Regions from separate parts of the Homo sapiens genome. Here region 1 is linked to region 2. The links are chromatin loops, found by intact Hi-C in ENCODE. Cell type or tissue: A673. All regions are shown on one strand. Each heading gives the region's core, and the rest is flanking DNA. Links, peaks and the distances in the headings are about the cores only. Region 1 has its middle 170 kb from the start of GOLIM4. Region 2 has its middle 70 kb from the start of GOLIM4.

What was found. A loop is a pair of places that touch in the nucleus more often than their neighbours do. Peaks named below come from ENCODE experiments on the same cell type or tissue, not always from the same donor. Only the 100,000 strongest peaks of a DNase experiment are listed, where the experiment ranks them.
Region 1: a loop joins it to region 2, with 6 times the contacts of the local background. A loop is called at or near these places in 31 of 110 quality-filtered maps.

The regions. Positions count from the first base shown.
Region 1 is chr3:167,921,209-167,932,488 of GRCh38, reverse strand. It overlaps the pseudogene LRRC77P. Among named protein-coding and RNA genes, the nearest start is that of GOLIM4, 170 kb to the left of the region's middle. In A673, for the core only: a CTCF peak has its summit at 4,300; a DNase peak (open chromatin) is centred at 4,278; H3K27me3 peaks cover 1,591 bases.
Region 2 is chr3:168,160,450-168,171,729 of GRCh38, reverse strand. No RefSeq gene overlaps it. Among named protein-coding and RNA genes, the nearest start is that of GOLIM4, 70 kb to the right of the region's middle. In A673, for the core only: a CTCF peak has its summit at 5,869 (motif pointing right); a DNase peak (open chromatin) is centred at 5,909.

The DNA.
Region 1 (11,280 bases), core at 1,168-9,167, 240 kb after region 2:
AAAGATCTTCCACAAGATGCTTGACTTGTTTATTTTTCTTATATCGGTGGCGTTTTTAATGATCTTTAATTTTTTTCATGCAAGAAAAGAATGTAACACATTTCCCAATGGAAGATAAGAAGAAGGGATAAAATGAAAGTCAGAAGCTTGGAAGAACAGTTTGTATTGACTGTTATTGCATGTCTCACAATTGAGCAGTTATGTATGAAGCAGGTGATCTTGATGAAGCACATCAGCTAGATGAAATTCCCATAGGATATTTTTGGAGAGAGAAAGTGAGGCATGGGGTGAGTTTGCTTTAGAATATGGATATGCATCTATTACATAGGCAATTACTACCATTCTTTTGTTCTTCCTTACTTGGCTCCCCTGTTTAATTTCTCAAAAGATTAAAGATAGCATGAATAAAGCATATGTAATGAGTATTAATTATTTTGCTCTACTAAAAGCATTCCTTTTTTGGCATTCTTCTTTTTTGATAAATCCAATTTTCTTTTCCTTTTCTTTTTTTTTTTTTTTTTTTTGAGATGGAGTCTCACTCTGTTACCCAGGCTGGAGTGCAGTGGCGCAATATCGTCTCACTGCAACCTCTGCCTCCCAGGTTCAAGCAATTCTCCTGCCTCGGCCTCCCAAGTGGCTGAGATTACAGGTGCCCGCCACCATGCCTGGCTAATTTTTTTGTATTTTTAGTAGAGATGGGGTTTCACCATGTTGGCCAAGCTGGTCTCAAACTCCTGACCTCAGGTGATCCATCTGCCTCGGCCTCCCAAAGTGCTGGGATTATGGGCATGAGCCACCACGTCCAGCCTGTAAACACATTCTGCCATATGTGCCTAGAATCCCTGATGATCATGATGGTGATGATAATGATGATGGTGATGTTTATGTTACTGGTGTAGATCACTCTAATTTAAAAATCTACAATATGTGTCTCTTTTGTCCTCTTCTTGGAACAGCAAACTTTACATTCAAGGGCACCATTTGACTCTGTCACTGGAAGTGAGGCATTTAATCTTTTGAGATATCTTGGTATAATGCCACAAAAGCTTTTAAAATGGCATTTTTGTGGAGAAAGATGCTCTGGCTCATCAACAACTACAGTTATGTACAAATTATTGTCCCAAATTACTCCTTTTTACTTTTCTTGTTCTCCAATCTGAGACCTGCAGGAAAAAAAAAAACTGATTCATTTACTCATTTAGCAAACCTGTACAAACCTTTGAAGGATTATACTGTCAATAAATGTGGTTCTCTCTAGTCCTTACTTTTTGGAACAAAGAAGAAATAGTCGCCTGCTCTCTTGATCAGTTCAGATATATGGGGTCAGATCCTAGCTTAATAATATGTACCAGACATGTCAGAAATACTGATATTTAGTGAATCTGAAACAAGTAATAGTTGTAAATTTTTGTTGAGTTCTGTAGGTTAGAGAATGGCAAGGTCTATCTCCACATTTTATCTTGAGTCAGCACCACACACAGTTGTCTCTTTCTCTCCTGCCTCCCCCTAGTAGCCCTAGTATGTAATGCATCTCTCCAGGTATTTGCACTTTTGTAGGCTTAAAAGACTTTTACTATTGAGATGATTCAAGTAGGAAATGGCAGTGTCAGGGCTTTATATATCTGGGATGACATTGATGACTTTGTCTAAGGCCTCAGGTACAGTGAAAGAGACTATTTTGGGCAACACTCTTGCCTTACCAGCAGCATGTGACCAGCTACCTACTGGGTCTATTGTATCCACCCTGACTGATCAAAATGTAGTTGGGGCTTCTGGAGAATGACTTTAATAGGGTCACGGTAGAGTCATACTGAAAGTTGTGAAAACTAGAAGTGTGTAGCTAGATCTCTGGTTTTGTAGTTGTAAGACCTGAGATTGAGCTAGCTCCAACACTTACTAGCTGGATGATATCAGGGAAGTCACTCTAACCTCTCTGAGTCTGTTTCCTGAACCATATAAGGGAAATAATATCACTTCATGGACACATTTTGATGATTACATGCAATAATACAAGAAGAAATTTTTACACAGTGTATTCAAATACCTAACTGCACATTAATAGGTCCTCTACATTATACTCACATGTTTATCTTGCAGTTTATTCCTAAGCCTGCTGGATTAATTAGTAGCTCTCAATAGGAAATGGCCTTATTTGAACTTACTTATGATTTTCTAGACCTTTCCTGACATTTCTAAAATTTTCTTGAATCTCTTTGTCATGTTCTCCAAGGAGACTCATTTCACATTTAATTTGAATGCTTTCCAGTGCATCTGCCTTTTCTCTGCTCAGGAGTCTGCTCTTGCAGTGAGCTGGTTGCTTATGTACACAGCTTCAGGCTGCCCAGGCTCAGGCTTCACTCACACCTTTCAACATGGCCCTGATCCGCCTGAGGAATCTGCTCTCTTCCCGTCTCCCTGACCTGTCTCTGGGTCTAATTTACTTTCTTCTCGCCAGCTGGTTAGAAAATACTATATACATTCTTCTTTCAGGAAAGAGGGACAGAGTCTCCTACTGGAGGAGTTTAGGTCTCTCCTGAGCAAGTTTTCACAGACTTACTACACAATCCTCTCCAGCTGTCCAGACATGCCCCTCACACACCAGCGGTTTTACCCCCACTTCCACCTACTGAAGTTTTATATTCAGACTATATTGCTGAACCTGATCTATTGTACCAGGCTTTTTTTCTCAAGTATGTGGATTGTTCTCTCAGGGTACCCACTGGGACTCTCGCTAGTCTATTGTTTCTTGTCACTCCATACACACTAGATTCAGATTGTCTTCTTTGAGTCTCCTGGACTGTGTGTAAATCAGAGATTGTGCCTAGGCACTGGTGAATATGCCAATAAACTGCTTATACCAAAGTACCACAACCTTTCTTAAGCCCTCTCATTCACTATAAATAATTTGGGTAAGAATAACTAAATTGCTTTTAAAACAAGTGTCTTTACTTAAGTCCTCCCATTCACTATAAATAATTTGGGTAAGAATAACTGAATTGCTTTAAAAACAAGTGTTACATATAACTAGATAAGCAGCATCAGAACATGTAACTCCTCAAAAAAAAAAAACCTCTTTTTCATATTAATACCCGTCCTGATGGATTGGCCGCTTATCATTATAAAATATCATTATTTATTTCTAGTAACAATTTGTCATTAAATTTGTCTATTTTTCATATACTCAGTATAGTCATTCCAGCTCTTTTTTGGTCATTGCCTGCATATCACATCTTTTTCTATGGTTTTACAGACATACCTCAGAGATATTGCAGGCTGGGTTCCAGAACACTACAATAAAGTGAATATCGCTGTAAAACGAATCACATGAATTTTTTGTTTCCCAGTGCATGTAAGTTATGTTTACACCATACTGTAGTCTATTAAGTATGCAGTAGCATTATGTCTAAAAAATGCATACTTTAATTTAAAAATACTTTATTGCTAAAAAATGCTAACAATTATCTGAGCCTCAGTGAGTCATAATGTTTTTGCTGGTGAAAGATCTTGTCTTCATATAAATCTTTTTAGATATGTACCATATCTTAAATAGAATGAAAGTAAAACATTGTTTTTAAATACTAGCTAAATACCATTGCCTGCTTGAGCCTATTAGTCTGAAATTTTACTCTCTCTTAAAATATATTAGTTTTAACAATGTAATGAAGATATCTCAACACTAAAGACTATTCTTGACTCACCAAAAGAAATCAATTAAAAAGGAGAAAGTTCTACCCACTTAATTCAGTGTTATCTAATGCGCTACTCGAAATTCCCTGTACACAGTCCACGTTTTTCAAAATGCTCTACCAGTGAGAGCTGGCCAATTTTTCTACTCTTTTTAGAGACACATATTTTCAACATAGAAAATACTTGGGGCTCATCTCATTGAGCATAGCCAAGCAGCTAAGGATGTGGAACTACATATGGTGGTGGTTCTAAATTGGTGCCTAAACAGTCCAACAGTGTGAAACAGGGAACAACCATCACATTAAAAGGAGCACTGAGTTCTTTTAGTCACCATATATTTCTTTAGAGCAAAGTAGAAATCTTATTTGTATGTCTAGACTAATTCTTTTTTTGACATTCGAATCAGTCACTGAACAAAGTCACTCTTTTAGTTGTCACAATGGTTGATTTACAGAATGTTAGTGTTACAAAGTTTATTGGAAGACATTGAAATTGAACTTTACATTTTCTATATGAGAAAACTGAATACAGATAGGTGAAATCAATCCCTTGGGCTCTCCCTGCTACTTCATGGCAAAACCAGGCTCTAGAGCCCCGCCTAGTGGCTTTTCCTCTACACCAGTGGTTCCCCCACTGGGTTGTGCATCAGAATCACCTGAAGAGGCCAGGCCCAGTGGCTTGCATCTGTAATCCCAGCACTTTGGGAGGCTGAGGCGGGCAGATCATGAGGTCAGGAGTTCGAGACCAACCTGGCCAATATGGTGAAACCCCCATCTCTACTAAAAATACAAAAATTAGCCAGGCATGATGGGACATGCCTGTAGTCCCAGCTACTTGGGAGGCCGAGGCAGAAGAATCACTTGAACCCAGGAGGTGGAGGTTGCAGTCAGCCGAGATTGTGCCACTGCACTCCAGCTTGGGCAACAGAGTGAGACTCCATTTCAAAAAAAAAAAAAAAAATCACCTGAAGGGTCTAGCAAAAAAAAAAAATAGTGACACTTGAGCCTCATTCTAGACGAATTAAATCAGAATCTCTGGGGTGTGGGTATAGGGCATTGTACTTTTAAAAGCTCCTCAGATGATTCTAATATGAAGCCAGGGCTGAGTCGCATTTTATGCCACTCTCTTGCAGAGTAAAAATATTTACAAATATTAGCTGATGGATTCAGTTTTTTTGCCTTTGCTCTCTAAGTATTGATGCTGAAGCATCTATTGCCTTAGGGTGTGATAGAGAGAAAGCCAAGGGCAAAAAAGTCATTGTTCACCTTTGATTTTCAAAATAGACTTTAAAAAGTGTTTAGCAAAAAGAATTTGAAAGCTAGACTTTCAATGGCAAGGGCAAGGCTCTTGAGAGAGAAAAGGCTTTTCTAAATTCCAAAATCTTTCTTTCTAGTATCAAAAGTCAGAAGCTGTTGGACTCAGACGTGGAGTACAAGTGAACCACATAAGAGGAAAATATCGGGCTACGTTGAAAGAGGCATCTCCAAGTACACAGAAATGAGGGTAAAACATTAATGATGACTACTCTTTTAGAGAAAACTGGAAGCAAACAAAAGATGCGTGTCTTAGGCTGGCTACCTGATGTAGAGAAACAGAAACAATAGGAAAGAGAGAGGAGAGAGAGAGAGAGAGAGACAGAGAGAGAAAAATTTTTAAGGAATTGACTCAAGTGATCATGGAGGCTTGCAAATTCAAAATCTACAGGGTCAGTTTATAGGCTGGAGACCCAGGGCAGAGCCAATGTTGCAGTTCCAGTCCAAAGGCCAACTTCTAGAAAGATTTATTCATGTAGGAGGAAGAGGGTGCCGGGGGAGTCTTATTCCATTCAGGTCTTTAACTGATTGGATGAGGCTTACCTACATTACATAGAGCAATCTGTTTTACTCAAAGTTCACCGATTTAAATGTAACCCTCATCCAAAAAATATCCTCACAGAAACTTTCAGAATAATGTTTGATCAAATTTCTGGGTACAGTTACCCTACCAAGTTGATACATAAAATTAACCATCACACCTAGCATATGCCCAGTTGTGCTTCTGTTACCTGTGACAAATCCATACGGGTCTGCAGCAACCTCAATTCTTGCCTCCTCAGAAGAAAGAATTGAACTGAGGGGCATGAGGCAGAAGAAGAGATGGAGGCCAGTTTTACAGCAGGCGTGGAAGTTTATTAAAAAGCTTTAGAGCAAGAATGAAAAGAAAGTAAAGTACTCCAAGTAGGCATTTTGGAAGTCAAGTGTGGAATTTAACCTTTTGACTTGGAGTTTTATATGCCGGCATACTTCTAGTGTCTTGCATCCCATTTCCTTTGATTCTTCTCTTAGGGTAATCTGCCTGCATGCATGGTGGCCTGCTAGTACTTGAGAGGTGAGCATGAGCAGTGTGTTTACTGGAGTTATACACATACTCGTCTGAGGTGTTCTTCCCTCTTCCAGTGAAATGTCCCCAGAAGGTCATATACCAGTTAAACCCCACCATTTTGCCTCTTAATACACATGCTCAAGCCCACTCACACAATTCCTGAAATCTTATTGGGAAGCTGCCCATCACCAGTTACAGGCATTTTTGTCTATTGGGAAACTGCCTTGCCCTGGCTCTGGCTACAACCAATTATTATTTTAGAGAGGTAGTGTGACAATCACCTGACACCTCACCATCACCTGATGGTTGCCTGACATTCCTGGTGGAGTAGGGGGAGGCGTCTCCTGCCCCACTCATACCTGGGTAGCTACGTACTGTAACACTTCTGCCAAACCTATCTCTTACTCTCTCCTTTCTGTTGTGCCCCAGCCAAAATTCAAGGAGGAAGAATATCTGCTCGTAGATGGATTTTAGGGTCAAAATGTAAAATGATTTATAGGAGACAACTTTATATACCAGAGGGACAACATGAGGATCCACACACCCTAAAGCTTTATTTATTGTTAGAATTTTTTTTAAGTGGGAAGAGAAGCTACATATAGAATAGCACAGGATCGAAAAAGGTTACCCCAGCGTCTTGAATATTGTAGCTGCTAAATAAATGTTAGTTCCCGTGGAAAAAATATTTATCTATCAAAATATAGATATCTGTAAAAAATGAAGTTTCTGATTCATATCTAATGGTTCGCCTGCTGTTATAGCTTTTAAATCAGAGCTAGATTATGTAATGCCTTTTGTGTAGTTGGAAGAGCTTGGGAGAGTTAAGTATGGGGAAAAGCATGGGCAGAGATGAGCAGATACTATCCGTCAAAGTTTTGAGTACTAGAACAATAACGCATAATAAAATAAATTTTCTCTGTACAAATTTATGTTCTTTCACCTGTGAGTTATTTTCTGTGTTTACGCATGGTAATTTACTGAGAAAAAATGACATCAAGACTTCTTAAAATGTGTTATGGATGGATAATGATTTTAAAAGCAGAGAAAATATATGTAATCATTGAACGGGTGTCTGCTTGCAAAAAGAAGTAAATAAACATTTAAAAACAATTCATCAGAATGAGTTTTACTTCTAAAATATGGTGGACAATATACTCTGTGGATACTTAGTACAAATTCATTTGAAAGGCATCTTAGGTCTTTTACTCAGTGATCAACTGCTGTGTCTTTATTTTTATTTTAGAAAGCCAAAAAGAGAGAGACTATAATTACTCCGAATAATACAGACCAATATTCAGCTATTCATTGCATTTTATAGCTCTGTGTGACAATAAATATATGTTTATATTAGTTCCTTATTTTAATCCTTCATTTGGGCAACAAGGGATTGCTATATTATTAGCTTTTTGTGTAATGTGATCTGCATAGGGAACATCTTTTACCTATCTAAGACCATACTGGCAATAGATTGAGAATCCAGATGACTGGAATCTATGAGACTTATTCAAGATATTGCTTTGATGGTTTATAGTGGGTTTTGACTTAGGTCAAATAAGATACAATGTTCAATTTGAAACTATCAGCATATTTGTATTTCATATGTAACCACATACTCTAATATTGAGAGTAACTTGAGATTAGCATGATGTTTTAGCCACAGGACTCTGGAATACCAAAATCCTTCTCTAGAAAAATACCTCTCACAATTTTCTGGAAAGAGATAAGTGATGATGACAATGACCAGCTAAACAAAATAACACTTTATTAAAAATTGAGTCTTTGCTACTCCAAAAGCCACTGACAAAGTCTGGTAAATTGTGCTGGGATTCAACAGAACTCATGCCTAAGTGATATACAAGAGTGACCATCATCCTGTTGAGCTGACATTTAGAAAGAATCACTCCTATAGAACAAAAGCTGTATCTGCTAGCTCTGAAAGACATGGAGGCAAGGAAGCAGAAAAGAGTTTTTGCTCCATTTGCCCAGCACTGAGTTAGCCTAGACCACTTGCTGTAGACCTTCAAAGATCAAGGCAAGGTCTCCTGCTGTGCAGGAGGGTGGAAGAAAAAAAAAAGTGTGTGTGTGTGTGTGTGTGTGTGTGTGTGTGTGTGTGAAAGAGAGAGAGAGAGTCAGAGATAGACAGAAAGCTGGTACCCTTACCACTTTTCAAGTGTGGAAGAAGGAAAACTGGGGAAAGCAAAATCAAAGCCCTCTTGAAAACTCCAGCTGTAGAAAACTCAGCATGTCAGCAATCAGTGGCCAAGCAGTTCAGCTCTAGCTCCTTAGATGGAAGGAGAAGGAGAGGAAGGATAGAACTGCTGACTAGTGAACTGATTTGGTCATGGGAAGTGGGTAGAAAAGAAGCCCAGAACAACCTCAGGGCTAACATCTGTCCCATAGATAAGTTCATGATTCCATGAGATTTTTGGTTTTCACAAAGTATTTTTTCAGCCATATAATGTTTATTTCTTTAGACTCATGACATACATTTTTTTAAAGTTTTCCAGCTCCAGAAATATAATTTCAAGGAGTATACATCCAAAGTTCACTCACCTACTCAATACTTATTGAGAATAACCCTGAGGTTTTTGAGGGGTATAAAGAAGAACTAAGGTGAATCTGCCCTTGAAGAAACTTGCATTTTAGTAGTCATTGTCAAAAATAACTAGCATACAAACTATTAAGTAAAAATTGCCATAAAATATATATAGCTCAAGGACACTGAGAGCTTAGAGAAAAATGAAGATTTTTTAAGCAACAAATTTCAGTATGATTTGTATAAACTCGTATAATCAGTTTTGAAATGACCATTTAGAAATTATAAACAGAATGCATATAATACTTCTTTTGAAGAGACAAAAAAGCAGAAAGCAAATATACACCTGAATGATTCAAATATTGATGCATGTGGTCCAAAGCTCTAAAACTAATTAGATATTTGGTTTCATGATTGCAATTAGCCTTTAAAAAAATAGGCATCTATTAACATAGTTTGGCATTATAATGACAAACAATTAGTGATAATTGTTCTATTCTGGAAAGAAATAATAAATGGAAGTAGTTGGCTTCTAAATAAATTAAAAAGTAAGCTTGCTAACCTAATTTTTAAAATGTGGTATGGGGAATTTATTTTAGGAATCTTCCACTTTGGATGTACAAAGAACTTGAAGAAAATAAAATTCTTTTTCTTGCTTTGGTTATTTCTCATTAGCTTTCCCTTACCTTTCCTCCACCCTCCTAACCCCACAGACTCTTACGTTACCCATTTACATTTCCACTTGAATATTAGAGAAAATATCAGAGTATTTTCAAGAGGCTGGAAGCTGAGAAAAATTCCTTATAAGATGGAATTAATTATAATCACTTGAGAGATTTGAATAATTAGTTGAAAGTTACAGAGGGCAGATATCAGCTCAATATAAGGAAGAACTCCCTGAAGATTAGGAAGAATTAAAAACCATTTTCTTAGATGTTTCCAATACCTCAGTTTATTCAAAGGCGAATTGGAAAGTCCTTTACTGGATATTGTAGAGCTGATTGATGTAAGCATTCACTGGGACTAGTGAGGAGCTAGGCTTGTTGATATGTAAGTTTTCTTTATGAACTGAAAGGCTTTCTGTCACTGAAATTATTTTCTAACAAAGGAGTTATTCACATTATGTTTCTGTCTCAGAAAATTGAGTCCCCTACACAATTTATTCCCTGAAATTGTTTTGAACTGACCCATCCAGATAATCCTGCACCTGGTAGACATGGGACATTCAGGGGAAGAATGAACTTGGGACACAAAATTAGATATGAGATACTAAGTTGCACATGCTCATTCTTTTTATACCTATTACCTCCAGTGTATTGGAGAATAATTAAATATTTCAGAAGGGTGGATGTAACTATAAGTTTTAGGATGAGAGCTTGGTGTCATTCAGTTGAGTTAAATAGAATGTGGTCCGATGTCAGCCATCTTTGGCACTTATGCACAAAATTTCCACAAATATAGTTTGATTGTTGATAAAAATCCCTGAATTCTCCAACGCTGTACATCTTCTGGTATGCTAAAACCAAGGAGAGAGTGGCTCAGATCTCTGTGCATTATAGAAGATGCAAGAAAGTACTACAAAGGTCAAGTGAGCAGATATACTAGAAACTACAGCAATGCAATTATTGGATATGTCATTATGGGTCACCACTGATGACTGGTAGAACTACCGCCACTACAGTGAGTAGACAGATGCAACTTTGGGGTTTGATGTTATTTAGTTTATAGGTCTTCTAATCAGTCCCACTCTGGCATAGACAGATATTACCAACTTCGGCCAAACTGCTCATAGAACCTGTACAGGACATCAGATTGCAACATCAACACATATCTTCAGATTAGCATGATCTACATCTTGAGACACTTACCAGTGAGCCTAGCCTTCCTCATAGCTAAGCAACCCAGCACTTGTTATCCTTGTATAAAACCCATGATTTTCTTGTCAGTTAGCATGTTTTTGCCTGCAAGAAACAGATAACCCAACATAAAGTAGCTTAAACAATAAAATGATTTGTTGGCTGTCATAACTCTCCAATTTCCTATGCCCTTATAACGTCGATTTCCAACACTGTTGCCCTAAAGTTTTCAATATATTTCACCTAAGCTTTTTTTTTTCAACTTTTATTTTAGATTCAGGCAGTACATATACAGGTTTGTTACCTGGGTATATTAGATGATGCTGAAGTTTGAATTATTCCATCACCCAGGTGCTGAGTATAGTACCCAATAGTTAGTTTTTGAGTCCTTTTCCCCTTCTCTTCCTCCCACCTTTAGTAGTCCTCAGTGTCTCTTGTTGCCATCTTTATGTCCATGAGACCCAATGTTTAGCTCCCACTTATAACTAAGAACATGTGGTATCCATTTCACCTAAACTTTTGAAGTTGTATCCTACCCGATAATTCTGCCACTCATTAATAATTTCCTACAATAGCCATTTATTCATTCATTCAACATTTCAAGTGCCTGCTATCCTGTTCTGGGGGGAAAATACATCATTGAATGAGTTATGTTGCAGTCCCTAAATTTAAGGAGGTGTGTTAGTAGGGAGAGGGTAGGCTATGGTGCAACATCAAATGATAACAGAGGTTTACTCTCTGACTATCCATCTTTTATAGAATGACCGTGGCTCTGCTCCATGCCAGGTTTACCTCAGGACCTAGGCAGATAGGCCTTGATCGGGAAATTTGCCCACTGGT
Region 2 (11,280 bases), core at 1,915-9,914:
GGCCGGGCGCAGTGGCTCATGCCTGTAATCCCAGCACTTTGGGAGGCTGAGGCAGGCAGATCACCTGAGGTCAGGAGTTCGAGATCGGCCTGACCAATATGGAGAAACCCTGTCTCTATTAAAAATACAAAATTAGCTGGGCATGGTGGTGCATGCCTCTAATCCCAGCTACTCGGGAGGCTAAGGCAGGAGAATTGCTTGAACCTGGAAGGTGGAAGTTGCGGTGAGCCGAGATAGCGCCATTGCACTCCAGCCTGGGCAACAAGAGCAAAACTCCGTCTCAAAAAAAAAAAAAAAAAAAAAAAGGTTCACAAAGAAAGAAATCTCCAGGCCCCCACATGGTTTCACTAGAGAATTCTATCAAACATTTCAAAAAGAATTATTGCTAATTTTACATAACCTCTTTCAAAAAACAAGAAAAGAGAGAACACTTCCCATATTATGGGAACAGCCTATATTATGAAGCCCATATTACCTTAATACTCAAACCAGAAAAAGTACAAAAAAGAAAACTACAGGCCAAAATTTGTTATAAACTTAGATGAAAAAGTCCTTACCTACCTATTAGCAAATCGAATAAAACAACATATAAAAAGAATTACTCACCATGACGAAATTAAATTGATTCCAGGTACTCAAGTTTACTTCTGTGTTTGAAAATCAATCAATGCAACTGATCATATCAACAGTATAAAGAAAAACATATATAGTCTTATTAATTGATTTAGAGAAGGCATTTGAGTTTGAAAAACTCTCATGCAGTTAGGGACAAAGGAGAATTAATTCAACTTCATTGAGAGCATCTACAAATAGTCCACAGCTAACATCTTACTTGATGAGACTGCTTGTAGAGAAGGCTAGGATGTTCACTCTTACCACTCTATTTCAACATTACTGGAAGTTCGAATCACTGAAATAAGTCAACAAGAAATAAAAGACATACAGATTGGAAAAGAAGAGATTAAACTGCCTCAATTTGCAGATGACATGATCATCTACATGACTGTCTGGAACTAATAAATGAGTTCAGCAAGGTCATAGAATGAAAGATAAACACAAAAATATCAATTACTTTTCTAACAATAAACATGTTAAAACCAAAATTAAAACCACAATGCCATTTATTATTGCTCCAAAAAATGTAATACTTAGAAATATTAATACAGTTTGGATAATTTACCCCCACCCAAGTCTTATGTTGAAATGTAATCCCCAGTGTTGGAGGTGGGACCTGGTGGAGGGTATTTGAATCATCGGGTTGAATCCCTCATGAATAGCTTGGGTCACTGCCTTTGTGAACTCACTCTGAGTTCACAGGAAATCTGGTTATTTAAGAGTGTGGCACCTCCCCTACCCCACCATGCTCTGGTTTTCCACATGTGATATGTGAGTTCCCACTTTGTCTTCTTCCATTAGTAAAAGCTTCCTGAGGCCTCACCAGAAGCCATGTTTCCCGTACAGCCTGCAGCACCATGAGCCAATTAAACCTCATTTGTCTACAAATTATCTAGTCTCAGGTATTTCTTTACAGCAATGCAAAAACAGCCTAATATGTATAGATATGTACTTAAAACATGCACATAGTCTATATACTAAAAAATTACAAAATACTGATGAAAGAAATCAAAGAATTAAATAAATAGAAGAACACTGTTTTCATGACTTTGACGATTCAATACAGTATAGTATAGAAGTCCCTTCTCAAATTTGTCTATAGATTTAATGAAATTTCTGTCAAAATCCTAGCACATTTACAGAAGGTAGTCCAGGTAGGACCATTCGGTCTCTACACTAAAAGCTTATAAAAGACTGATAAAAGCTTATTTTAAAATTTATATGAAAAGGCACAACCTTAGAATTGATAACACAATCTTGACAAAGAATAAAATAAGAAGAATCATACTATCAAATATTAAGGTATACCATATAACTATAGTACTCAATACAATGCAATATTGGTGGAGGAAAAGACACATAGATCAATAAAATGCTATATGAGAATCCAGAAATGTACCCATACATATATGATTAACTAACTGATTTTTGACAAAGGGGCAGAAGCAATTAAATCTTGAAAGCATAGCCTTTTCACCAAATAGTGCTTGAGCAACTGAACATCCATAGGGGAAAAAGTCAATCTCAAACAGTCTCACAGCTCATATAAAAACTAACTCACAATGGTGCATCGATTTAAATGTAAAACATAAAACTATAATTTAAAAATATATTACGTACGTTAATATAATAGAAACTATGTTTTACAAAATAAACAGAAGAAAATCTTTGGGATCTAGCACTAGCAAAGAGTTCTTAAACTTGACAACAAAGGAATGAATCCCAAAAGGAAAAATCCGTAAGTTGGACTTCAAGAAAATTTAAAATTTTTGCTCTGGAAAAAAACTATGTGAAGAGAATGAAAAGACAATCTACAACGCAAGAAAAAAGCATCTGCAAATCATATAGGCTAGAAAGGGCTAGTATCTCATATATGTGTGTGTGTGTATATATGTATATGTGTGTGTATATATATACATATATATACATATATATGTGTGTGTATATATAATACATATATATACATATATGTGTATGTGTGTATATATATATATATAACTCAATGGTAAACCACTAATCCAATTAGAAATGAACAAATGACATGATCAGACATTTACTAAAGACAATATACAGATGACAAATACAAACATGAAAAGATGTTCAACATCATTAGCCATCAGGAAACTAAACATTAAAACCACAAACCACAGTGCAATATCACTACACGTCTATGAGAATGGCTAAAATACAACATAGTGACAACACTAAATGCAGCAAGAATGCAGAGAAACCGTTATCACTCATGCATTGCGGGTGGGAATATAAAATGGTGCAACCATTCTGAAAGGTAATTTGGCTGTTTCTTATAAAACTAAACATATAATTACAGAAATTGCACTCTAGGGCATTTATTCCAGAGAAATAAAAACTTATGTTCATACAAAAACCTGTACAATATTTGTATGAATGTTCACAGCAGCTATATTCCTAACAGCCAAAAACTGGAAGCAACCCAGGTGTCCTTCAATGGGTGAATGGTTAAACGAACTGTGGTACATATATCACAGAATACTACTCATCAATAAAAGGGAAGGAACTGTAGTTAGATAATGTTTAGATAATTATGCTGAGTTCATCTCAAAAGACTACATATTATATAATTCTATCTATATGCCATTTTTAAATGACAAATTTTAAGTGGTTTTCATGTGTTAGGTGTCAGACAGAGGGAGTCAAATGTAGGTGGTTATAAAAGCGCAATACTAGGAATCCTAGTGGTGATGAAAGTGCTCTGTATCTTGACTCTGGTGGGGGATACCTGAGGCTACCTGAATCTCCACATGTATTATAATGTTATAGAACTAAATACACACACACACTAATGAGCACAAGTTTTTTTAAAGAGAAAAAAAGATGAGCTTTTAAAATTTTTGGAATAAATTCATCTTTTCATAAGTTTTTGTTGTTGTTGTTGTTGTTGTTGTTTCAGATGGAGTCTCGCTGTGTCGCCCAGGCTGGAGTGCAGTGGCACGATCTCAGCTCACTGCAACCTCCGCGTCCCGGGTTCAAGAGACTCTCCAGCCTCAGCCTCCCGAGTAGCTGGGCTTACAGGCGCGCGCCACCACACCCGGATAATTTCTTGTATTTTTAGTAGAGACAGAGTTTCGCTATGTTGGCCAGGCTAACTTTCAACGCCTAGCCTAGAGTGCTCCACCGGCCTTGGACTCCCAAAGTTCTGGGACTACAGACATGAGCCACCGCGCCCAGCCACCTTTTCATAGGTTTAAGAGAGAAGGTAATTGTGCAAAATATGGAAAAGCAAGTCACAGAATGTGAGAAAATATTTACAAAACTCAGAACATTGCTGAGCTCTTCCCCTTCCACTAATCAATCCTTCTTCTTTCCACCAACGATACTTCCTGGTCTTGTAAATTCCAAGATTCTCTGCTGTGCTGCACTCATTTGGTATTTAATGTACACTACTCGTTTGTGATCCATTCGTGCACATGTGTATGGCACATCTCCCCAGTGAGGCTGCACGCCTAATATGCCCCATAATGCCTACTAGAGTGAATTCATCTGTTTAATGTTCAAGGTAAAATCTGGTTATTCTAAACCAAGGAAATTTTTTCTTTTTTCCATATTTATTTATCTTCCCTCTATTTCTTTTTTTAAGATAGACAATTCTTTCAAAATTGTATATTTACAGAAGAACTGAGATAATCGTACAGATAGTTTTCATATCCCCACCACCCAGTTTCTTCTGTTATTAACAGCTTACATTAGTATGGTACACTTGTTACAATTGATGAACCAATATTGATACATTATTATTAACTAAGAGTCCATTGTTTTTTCAGAGTTCTTTATTTTTTACTTACCATCTTTCCCTGTACATGGGTCCTATGCAGTATATCACATTACATTTACCAGTTATGTCTTTTTAGTTTCTTCTTTGCTGTGACAATTTTTTAGACTTTCCCAATAAAACCTTTTTAGAAACTTTAAGATTTTTTTCTTGAGAATTATCTGGGATAGGTACTTTCTTAAACCTTTTATCTTTGCTGACGGTATCATAATTCTAATGAGGTTAAAAAATGAAGTAAGAAACTCACATGGCTCATCAGACTGTGTCTTTTCACCCTACATAGTCATTCTCTAAAATACCTAAGGGAAAGAAGCTGGTGAATAGAAATCTATTTCCAGACATACTTTTAAGGACACTGACTTAATCATTCCTCCCACTCTCCATTTCTACATTTAGGGTCACCACATTTGGTTGGGCAGATTGTTCACGGCACCAAGGCACTCAGCCAAAGGGTGGGATAAAATCCACACCACACTCTACTCCCCAAGCTATATACCCATGGATTGTCTCTCCTGTAGGAACTGCTTATGACTAATTTACACAGAGGTGCCATTTGAGCTGGGGAGGTTGGGGTTTCTAAATATAGATAATTCTACTGCCCATTTGTCTTTTAAATTTATAATTCTTCTCTGATGCTCAAGTTAATATCATTTTATCCCTTACCTGAACCATTGCAATTACCTTCTCATTGCAATGAATACATACAAAACACTTTAGCATAACATAAAACATCTTCAGCTATCTGTCCTCAGCTTACCTTATTGGCTTCATCTACCTTTGCTATCCAGCATACAGCCTATTATCTAGCTACATGGGGCTATCTGAACATAAGCTCTTTTGTGCCTGTAGAAAATGGGGCAAAAGAAGCCCAAAACAGATCTCGAGAATTCGAGGTCAGAGAACTGTGACCCAGTTCCTAGATGAAGCCAAGGGAAGCATCAAGACTCTAACATAAAAATGGATGTTCAGTGTGTCTAAGCAGATGGGGCAGTATACAGCCATACAAAAACAGCAGAATGTTTGAGAAGGTATTGGAAATATCTAAGAGAGAGGCAGACTCAAAAGAACCCTTTGCTTAGAAACAAGAGCTGATTCAGCAGTGACCTGTGGGGGCCAATGTTCAAAGAAGAAAAAAATCTCAGCTGAAGACAATAACGCAGAGGGCTAGATGAACCCTTCCTTCTGCAGATTCCTCACCACAACTAAACCCTGTAACTCAGACCTACCCAGGTCAGGGGGAAAAGAGGTACTAAAGTGACTGAGATTGAGTTTTTGCCACCAAATGAAATGGAGGTCTGAGTTCATAAACCCAACTACAAACAATTACTAAATATTTCCCAGTATTTATTAATGTGTCTGATACATAGGATGCTCTCAAAGAATGTTTATTGAAAGAATGAACAAAACTCCTAATAATTATTTTAGGCCATCTCCAAGTCCTAAAATCCTGTCGTTTCCCACTAGGTGGCGACCATTAGCTGGAGTTCTTTACTTCCTGTGTCGTTACAGGATGATTTTCCCCAGTGACCCATGGATTCTAGTTTGTAGTTGGCAGAGGTCTTTCAGACAATTTTATTGGAATCTTTTTGATTTCTTCATATGTGAAACTGGGATTTTTGTCTCTAATCTTTCCCAGGCTGCCTCTGTAACTGCTGGGGAAGAAAGACGGAAGAATTGCTGCAGTTCATTTAAATACCAGAGCAACCACAGTAAACACGTCCCTTTCCCTCTCTTAAAAATGTTCTTTGGACATAGCCTGTGCAGGATTTTTCTCCCCTCTGCAAACATTTCTCAGGTCTGTCTCTCCTCCATGTTCCCCACCCCTGTTTAACTATGAGAAGTATTACTCCTTTTTAATTTATTTTTAAAAATTTCTAATTGCCTGAACATAAGAAAACAACTAGAAAAACTTACTTAGAAAACAAGCTTCTCAAGATGTAATTTAAAAATTAGAACATTGTCATATACTCACCCTCTCAAAAACAAAATTTACAGAAAATCTCAGTTACTTGAAAGTGAATAGTGAAGGGACTAGAAAAATTAGTAAAAACTACTGTAAAGGAGGGAGTAAAAAAAAAGTTTAAACGTGTTTCATTCTGACCTGAGACCTGAGAAAACATGTAGAGGACACCACTGAATCACCTCAATGAGCTTTGTGGAATTTTGTTTTTTCTGGGGTTTCTAGTCCTCATTCTAGTGTACACACTCTGCTGAGGCATCATCTCGGGCAGTTTTTGTCACGCGCCAATCCCAATACTGGAAGGCTTTTTCCTGCTGATTTCCCAGCCTATCTCTTCAGGAGGCTCTGGCCTCACTCACTCCTCAGGTGTGGCTTTGTGGACCCAGTGACTTGCTATAAATTTCCATCTGGATGTCTCCCAGAAAACCCAGATTCAAGAGGTCCAAAGCCTGATTTCACCACCACCCCCTGTAGGTCCCTTATCTGAAACAATGATATCACCATCCACTCAGGACAGAAACCTGGGAATTCCCCCAAAATCTTCCTTTTTCCTCACCCCAAACCGAATCCATCACCCAGTCCTGTCATTTGTATCTCTTGTCTCTATCCTTTCTGCTGTATTCCTAATGCAGGTTGAGTATCACTTATTCAAAATGCTTGGGACTAGACGTGTTTAAAATTTGGGATTTTTTCAGATTTTGGAATGTTTGCATATACATGATGGAATACCTTGGGGATGGAATTCAAGTCTAAACATGAAATTCACCTGCATTTTGTATACACCTTATACACATAACCTGAAAGTAATTTCATACAATATTTTTATTAATTGTGGGGCTTTATGGAGAACCTGCCTTTGGCACATTGGGCCTTCACATGTGACATTTTATTACCCTCTGTGGACTTGTTGTGGGGGGTACTCAGGGCACGGTGGAAAGGATATATCACAGCTGTATGTGGTGCACCTGCATTTTGACCACAACCTGTTACATGAGATCAAGTGTAAAATGTTTCACTTGTGTCATATTGGCACTCAAAACATTTCAAATTTTGGAGCATTTCAGATTTTGGGTTTTCAGATTAGGGTTGTGCAACCTGTATCCCTCTCTTGGTTTAAGACCTAATCAGCTCTCACTTGAATTGCTTCAGGATCTTAACAAATTTAATCGCCTCACCACCCTCCAAGTCATCACCTCATGGTCCCCAGATTGGTCTTTCCAGAACACAAATGTGATCAGGCATCTAATTCCTCTGCTTAAAACTCTATTCTATCTCTAGAATAAAAGTCCACACTCTTCCAGAAAACCCCGAGTCAGCCCCTGAGTACTTCTCTATCATCCACCACTGCTACTGACCTGAACCCTGCATTCCACCCGTCAAAACTACTTACATCCACAAAGGGGCCCTACCCTTGTGTGTCCCTATGCCTTTATTAACGCTCATGTTGCACCCTTTCTCTGGAATATCCTTCTGTCTCCCTCTTCTCCCATATTTATCTAGAAATCTACAAAACTTCTGCTTATTTTTCAGGACCCAGATCATCCCCCAAATTAATCATTCCTTCCTCCTGGTATATTATATGTAAATCTACTATAATGGCATTATAGTTTAATGCCAGTACTGTTAGCTTTCTAACAGCAGGGACTACTCCTTATCTTTGCATTCTTTAGTGCCAGGCATTCTCCCTAGCCCTGGGACTCAGTGCTCAGAATATCTCAAACAATGAATGAATGAAGAGGCAGAATATTGATTATCAAAATTTACTGATTATTTAATGAGACAAGCACTGTGCTAAAAACTTTATAAACATTATTTCATTTAATTCTTTCAGCAGTCCAATGAGGTAAGTTCTATCATTATTCTATTTTGCAGATGATATGTTTTAAGAAGTTACCAAATATATGCAAAATCACTATATGCAAATTAGGGGCTGAGATTCGTCACCTAGTTTGCCTGACCAGAGTTCAATTTCTTAAACTCAAATATCTATACTGCTTCTTCAAAGACTGAACACAATGAAATACTGCTCTAACTTTCAAAAAAAATTGTTTTAAAGAACATCATGACTTCTACAAACTTACTGGTTGTGAGTTTGATGCTGATTCCAGGACGAAAAAGTAAGAGCGAACCTCAGACATGGTTTATGAGTACTTAGTAAGAGAAGTCAAGTACCACTGGGCATTACTAGGATGCAAAATGGTTTGTTTATCTAAGAACAGTTTCCTTCCCTTCTGAGAGGCAGGATGACTTGACTATAAAACCAGGGAAATAAAATAGCTGAGTACAGGTGTGTGATTCTCTAATATCCTTCTTAGCCCTGCCCAACTGTGTATTAGTCATGCCATTTTGGGTGTTGACCCCAGCTTCAGAGCTGAGGTCTAAATCAGTGTTTCTCCAAGCACAAGTATGTAGGACTACCATCTGTACTGCTTGATAACAATTGATTTCCAATCTTCATGCCCAGAGAGTCTGAATCCATAGATCTGGAGGTCCGGGAATCTGCCCCCAGTTGCCTCTGATACAGACAGACTAGAAACATGTGTCCAAACCAATCGCAAGTACCCATCCCTTTGCCAGGAATCTTGGTTTAAGCCAACTAGTTCAGGTGTTTTCCTGGTAATGATTACTGGTCTAGGTATAGTTGCTTGGGTGACCAACCATCTGGGTTTGCCCAGGACTTTCTTGGTTTTAGTGCTGAACGTCCCACATCCCAAGAAATCTCTCACTCCTAAGCAAATCAGGATGGTCCACTCTAGGAGGATGTCCTAATAAGGTTGAAAGAATAGTCTTTCATTTACACTTTCTCTCATTGTCACCCTCCCTCTGGACAAAAACAAGAAACCATGTTATCCTCCCTGCTATTGGCAGCCATCTTACAACCACAAAGGAAGTTGACCTGAGGACAACACATGGGAAAAGGCAGAGCCAAATTACAAACAGCAAAACAGAGTCATGGCTGTGGTTGTATCATACTTGGAGCCCTTCCTACCTCTATGCACTCATAAATGTCCTTATTGTTTACTCCAGGTTGATTTAGCATTCCATCCTTGCAAGCAAAACTATCCTAACTAATGCACTTTGGCAAATCAGGATGTTAAAAAGAAATAGGACAAAGTCTCTTAAACAAAATGAAGATGTGGGCTCAAAAACAGAACGGTAGAGTGAATATGTCACTTTTGATTGTGGATAAAGAATTTCTCTGGGTTCTGTATTACCGAAGGTTATGTGGAAAATTATGTTGAGAACCTGAATCAGTATATAAAATATTCTGTGAAAGCTGACACAATGGCCTAAATCTAGCAAGATGAAATTTAAGAGCCCTACTTTTAGACTCCAAACAGTAATTAATTTCACAAGTTCAAGATAGTGGGAACATGGCTTAAGAACAGCAAGTGTGAAAGATTTAGGGATTTTGTTTGACTGTAAGCGCAATATAAGCCAACAGTGTGATGCAGTTGCCAAAAATGCTAATGCGATTTTAGGCTGCCTTACTAGAAGTGTAACAAAGATTTCCCCCAGGCCACACCAGCCGCAATAACCTTTAAAAACAGGGGCTTTCTGCTTCTTAAACCACACGTATTCTCCCATTCAATGCATGGGACTTCTAGTTACCCTCCCTGCACCACCTCTTTCTGGGGAATTCTTTCTTTTTTTTTTGAGACGGAGTCTCGCTCTCTTGCTCAGGCTGGAGTGCAGTGGCACGATCTTGGCTCACTGCAACCTCTGCCTCCCAGGTTCAAGCGATTCTCCTGCCTCAGCCTCTTGAGTAGCTGGGACTACAGGCACATGCCACCACACTCAGCTAATTTTTGTATTTTTAGTAGAGACGGGGTTTCACTATATTTACCAGGCTGGTCTCAAACTCCTGACCTTGTGATCCACCTGCCTTGGCCTCCCAAAGAGCTGGGATTACAGGCGTGAGCCACTGAGCCCGGCCTGGGAATTCTTTAAGGTTCTCTTACTGTGAACTTGTCCCTCTACTTTCTTTTGGAAATGACTCAACACAGAATTAATTTAGCTGCCTGCTTTCTGCATTCTGAAGTACAAGCTGCTAAACACTGAGGAAAAGCTGATAAATAATAGCACTGCAAGCTCATTTTCACCATTCTCAGCTAGGCTCTCCAAACTCTCCAGTAATCTCCCATTTGCTTTGGGAGACAGAAGGATCACTTGAGGCCAGGAGTTTGAGACCAGCCTGGGCAATATAGCAACACCCCATCTCTATGAAAAAAAATAAAAATCCAGGTATGGTGACCCGTGCCTACAGTCCTAACTACTTGGGAAGCTGAGATGGGAGGATCACTTGAGCCTAGGAATTTGAGGTTATAGTGAGGTGTAATTTTGCCACTGCACTCCAACCTGGACAACAGAGCAATGCCCTGTCTCTCAAAATAATAATAATAATCTTTCATTGTCCCAAGACAGGACTCTGTACCCTTCTCTAATAAACTTTACTCCTCTCCCCAAGATGTAGAAACCTGGCCTCTTTCTTTTAGAAAATATAATGTGAATTAACATAGCCCTTGCCCTCATCTGCTCCCTTGGGACCTCAGTCCCATGATTTTCTGGACACCTGCATGGATTATCTACTTCAAACTGAGAGACACTGAGACATGTGGAGGCCAATAAGCATCTTCAACTGGGCATCCTCTGAGTTCCTCCATGTTTTCCATGAATCCCTTTGGTCCCAAGGCTTCTGTCATTTAAGTACAAGGAACCAAAGTGCCGAGGTCCTCTAGGTGCCAAGTAGGCCTGTGTTTCAACTAACTGTGTGGCCTGGAGCCAGCTGCTGCCTCCATATCTCACACACAACAGCTCCTTCACGTTTTGTTTGTGGCCTTCTTTCAGAGGGGTTATAAATTCATATATCTTATTTTTTTTTTCCATCTTCACCTTT